Linked DNA regions of Homo sapiens: region 2 is linked to region 1. A link is an interaction called in ENCODE POLR2A ChIA-PET data of the cell type or tissue named here. Cell type or tissue: Caco-2. All regions are shown on one strand.

Region 1 (2,500 bases):
TTTTCTTTCTTTAGGATAAGGCTTTGGGGCCAGGGTAACAAGAACAGAAAAGGAAGAGACAGGAAATGTGAATGAAAAGGGCTTTGGGGTTTTGGTTTGTTTGTTTTTGGAGACAGAGCCTCATTCTGTTGCCCAGGCTGGGGCGCAGTGGCACTATCTCAGCTCACTGCAACCTCCGCCTCCTGGTTCAAGCGATTCTCCTGTCTCAGCCTCCTGAGTAGCTGGGATCACAGGCACCTGCCACCACACCCAGCTGATTTTTGTATTTTTAGTAGAGATGGGGTTTCACCATGTTGGCCAGGCTGGTCTTGAACTCTTGACATCTACCCACCTCAGCCTCCCAAAGTGCTGGAATTACAGGCATGAGCCATTGAGCCCAGCTGAGAGCTTTGGTTTTAATGCTATTCCCTAAAGTTTTATTCTACAAGAGCAAATTATTGTCCTCATCAAGCAGATTTATTCAAAAATGTGACTTGGCCTAGGGGTCTTGTTTTCTGAGCCTTTGGCAAATCCAGCACCTGGCATACAGGAGGCACCTCCATACTTATACTGATGAAGTAAGATAACTCTTAAGGTTTTTAGTCTGAGTAAAATCCTGGAGGAACAGGATTGCCATTTAATAAGGTGGCCATGAATTGAGAAGACAAGGAGCTTGGTCTTGAAAGCTCTTAGTCTGGGGTGTCTGTGAAGACGCTGGTAGGCAGCTCAGGACAGGAATCCAGAGTTTTGGGAGGAGTCATGGGCAGACAGTATTTAAGGTCATGAGATGTGAGTGTAAGAGTTAAATAAAGAGGAAAGAAACATGAAAAGCCACTCAACAGTCAAAGATAGGTTATTTTGGAAAATAAACCTGAGAGGGGCTTCTGGCCGACTTAGGTCAGAGGCCCTCTCTCTTACAAAATAAGAGTATTTAAGGGTTCAGGGTGGGAGAGCTTATCACAGGCTCGGAATGTTTCTGTGTCTCTTTGTCTTGCTTATCTGGGAGGGAGAGTTTTTGCATCTGTTCCCACACATCTTCCTGCAGCTGCAGGCATACCACCCGAGTTTGCTTTTAGCTTCCCTATCTCAGCATGCCTAAAGGGAAAGAAATGTGCTTATTAGGGCCCACTGTTTTACTGGGGCCCATTGTATGAGGGTGAAGTTTGGTGGTTACGAAGAGACTTTCCCTCCTCCCTCTGTGCTCAAGCTGTCTTATCTGTGTTTCATTGTCTGCTCTTCCTGGCTGCATTTCCTTGAAACGCATGAGGTTAGAAAGGGAGCTGGAACTTTTGGAGTTGTTTGTCCAAGATGACAGTGCTCCTGCTCTGTCATTGAGGAGATGGCCTAGGGACAGAGCCAAGGCCGGAGAGGAGGTCCAGGGCCTGTGTTCTTAAAGTTGGGGCACCCCAACTTTAAGATGTGTGTTGGGGTAGGGGAAGGAGTCCAAGACAGAGCCACCCGTGCATGAAGGGGAATCCTAGCAGGAGTGGTCCTCTTGGTTGTTGTTTCAAGGAGAAAAAAGGAATGCACTTGCTGCCGACGTGTCATATCCTGCCTCAGAGTCATTAGGAAGGGGACTGAGAATTCTCACTCGGTTTAGCAATGGGGAGGTCGTGGGCCACCTGGGCAAAAAGTATTTCAGTGGAGTCTGATGAACAAGGTTCAGGAGAAAAAAATCAATCAATCTAGGAGGTCCAGTATTTTGACTAAAAAGTATTCCAAAGACATTCATTTGACTATTTGTTACTGAGCATTTAGGGTCAGGCACTGTTCTGGGCACTGAGGATAAAGCAGTGAACAAAAGAGACACAAAGAGTTTATATCCTGGCCAGGCTCGGTGGCTCATGCCCGTAATCCTAGCACTTTGGGAGGCCTAAGCGGGAGGATTACTTGAGCTCAGGAGTTTGAGACCAGCCTGGGCAACATAGTGAGACTCTGTATCTATTTAAAAAAAAAAAAAGAAGAGGTTACATCGTAATAGGGGAAGATTATATAGTAGGTCAGATGGTGATAATAAGACTTAGTGAGAAAAAGCAGAGGTGGGAAATCAAGGGGTTGGGGGCAGGTTGGTTTTAGATGGGAAAGTGCAGAGTCCACGGGCACAGATGTGGGGAGGTAGGGAGGTGTTATGGGAGCTTGAGGAATGTTCTTTCCTATTTGTTTCTTTTTTCTTTTCCTTTTTTTTTTTTTTTTTTTTTGAGACAGCCTTGCTCGGTTGCCCAGGCTGGAGTGCAGAGGTGCGATCTCACTGCAACCTCCGCTTCCCAGGTTCAAGCGATTCTCGTGCCTCAGCCTCCTGAGTAGCTGGGACTACAGGCATGTGGCAGTATACCTAATTTTTGTATTTTTAGTAGAGATGAGGTTTCACCATGTTGGCCAGGCTGGTCTCGAACTCCTGACCTCAAGTGACCCACCTGCCTCAGCCTCCCAACGTGTTGAGATTACAGGTGTGAGCCACCACGCCTGGCCCCTATTTGCTTCTAGGTTCTGAGAGAAATAGGAAGCAAGGCCATAAGGAGGA
Region 2 (2,500 bases), 490 kb after region 1:
TGATTATCGCCTCCTTTTGCATGTGAAAAAACAAGGCGCAGAGAGGCTGAGCTGCCCAAGGCCCAAGGCCCAAGGCCACAGAGCTGGGTTTGATCTGGAGGCTGATTTGGAGCTGGCACCCCCATAACTACTGCTGCGGTGCCAGCAGAGTGACAGGAGATGAGTCTCTGTAGCAGGTGTCTTCCAGCTCAGCCTGTGTTTGGTGTAACGTCTCTTCTGAGAGTGTTGGAAGCTGCAGGTTTGGGATAAGTTGGGGTCTTGCTCAGTGTCCCTGGCTGTGAGATCCCTGTTCCTGCACGGTCCCACCAGGAAAGTCGGTGGACAGGTAGATGTGATAGTGTCTGGCCTGGTGGCTCCTGGTGGGGCCAGGTCCCCTCCAGGTGTGGAGCCTGCCAGCCAGGCTCTGGCCAGTCCGGTCCCCAGGAGGCCCAGGAGGCCCACTTCTTGCTTTGTCCCTCTGGTTTTGACAGTCTCCCACTCTAGGGCCGCCTGCTGCTCCCCAGGCAGGTCTCGGGCTGCAGGTGCCATCCTCAGATGCTTGTGTCTGGGGCCTCATGGGGGCACCCTGGCGCTAGTTCAGGGGCAAATGTCTGTGACTTTTGTGTTTTGCTGACTACACACCCTGACTCCACACCCTGTCCATTCGGAAGCACTACAGCGCCCTGTCACCTCCACCTCATCCTGGTAAGTCCTTGTTTAGATACAAAGGGACACAGGGAGGCGGCTCCTGGAACTTCACACAGACACCTGTCACCGGAAAGGGGAAGGCTGGGCCGAGGGTCGGGTGGTCTCTGGTGCAGCTATAGCCAGCTGTCTCCCTCTGTCTCTCCCCGCTTCCTCTCTCCCCTCCTTCCTTTCTCCCCTCCTTCCTCTCTCCCCTACTCTCCCTCTCTTTCTCTTCCCTCCTTCCCTCTTCTCTCTCTCCATGTCTGTCTGTCTCTGTCCCCTCCCTCTCTCTCCTCCCTCTCCTCCCTCTCCCTCTCTCTTTTGTCTTTCTCTCTCCCTCACCCCTGCCCTCTCCCCATCTCTCTCCCTCCCTCTCCTCATCTCTCTCCCTCCCTCTCCTCTCTGCTGTGCTCATCTCAGGAGCTGGCCTCTCTCTTGCCTCCAGCACACAGACTCCCTCTCCCCACTATAGAAACATGGCCGCCCCCCGGTGCACACCCTGACCTCAGTGCACCCCTTGCCCTGCAGCTGGACTGCACGTGGCGACTGGGCCCTCACCTGGCCTGGCCTCGGATGGATGCCTGCGTCCCCTGCAAGCGACCCCACAGATGCAGGTCACATGTTTACGTTGTGCCAGGTGGGAGGGACATTTTGATCAACAGCCACCATAAAGCCACGGGGTCGGTGGGGGCGGGTGTGGCAGGGCAGGGCGGAGGTGTGAGGAGGATCTATTTAAGGGAAGGAGAGCATTTACTACAGCAGGGAACAGGAGGAAAGGAAACGGCCACCAGTGCTGGTACTCCAGCTTGGCCCGCAGCTGCCCCCTCGCCATGCACCTATTTGATTGGCTGCTTCCTGCTTTTCCTGTGTGGGTGGATGGAGGGTGGGACGGGAAGGCAGGAGGGTGTCTGAGCATCCGTGATCTGGGCCCGGAGGGGACTGGCTCCAGCTGGGTTTGGAACTCAACAAAGTCCCTAGTGGTGGCACCAATCATCACAGAGCAGCACGTTTACCCAGAACTTCTTGAGTTTTGCTCAGCAAAGGAACACGGAGCAGTTTCCGCAGCTCAGGAGTGGCTGGTCCTGCAGCTGAGGAGCCGAGCGTCCAGCCTTCCTCATGCCCCATCCAGGGGTCGGTGCTTCATCCGGGGACAATGGGGAGCCAGAGAAGGACGTTGAGGGGGCAGTCACCCATCAGGGGCGCACTGTGGAACCAACTCTTTAGCTGCTGGTGTGGAGAAGGTGTGGGAGGCAGGGGGCAGGGAGAGCATGAGGAGCCTCATCCCAGGCTACAGAGAAACACGGAGGCTCACCAGGGCCGTGGCTGGGAGGTGGCACTGGCCGAGGGCCTGAAGGACTCTGCTGCTGCTAAGACTGTGGGTGTGGAGGGGAGGGAGCCGAGTGGGACCGCGGTGCCAATGGCTTCAGAAGCCACTTTGTTAATAGATAAGCGAGGAGAGGAATGATTAGAATGAGTAACCAAGCAGAAGGTGGGCGGTGGGTAAGAGGGATCACTCGTGGAAAATTCCTTGCTGCCAATCTGGCTGGAGAAGGATCTGGAACCTTGAGTCGAAGGCTGTTGCTCTGCAGAGTTCTCCTGGAGCCATGATCCACCTGTCAGGAGGACACACCCAGGCCACCCAGGGCCACCAGGGATCGCTGGCGCGATCTTGAGTTTGGGTCCTGGGCCATCACCTCCCAGAGCCCCCCGATCTGTAGGAGGCGCATACATTCCCATGGAGCTCCCTGATCTGTAGGAGCTGCCACTTCACTGGCAGCTGCAGAGCATCTCCAGCATCCATGCCGCAGAGCCAGGCCTCCCCCAGGCAGACACA

Evidence for each region. ChIA-PET counts read pairs that join two places held together with the same protein. Peaks named below come from ENCODE experiments on the same cell type or tissue, not always from the same donor. Only the 100,000 strongest peaks of a DNase experiment are listed, where the experiment ranks them.
Region 2: POLR2A ChIA-PET joins it to region 1 with 5 read pairs; 2 of 35 experiments call an interaction of 5 or more read pairs at or near these places.

The regions. Positions count from the first base shown.
Region 1 is chr4:4,322,915-4,325,414 of GRCh38, reverse strand. No RefSeq gene overlaps it. Among named protein-coding and RNA genes, the nearest start is that of ZBTB49, 34 kb to the right of the region's middle. In Caco-2, no CTCF peak of the experiment used is centred here; a DNase peak (open chromatin) is centred at 1,035.
Region 2 is chr4:3,833,480-3,835,979 of GRCh38, reverse strand. No RefSeq gene overlaps it. Among named protein-coding and RNA genes, the nearest start is that of ADRA2C, 68 kb to the right of the region's middle. In Caco-2, no CTCF peak of the experiment used is centred here; no DNase peak of the experiment used is centred here.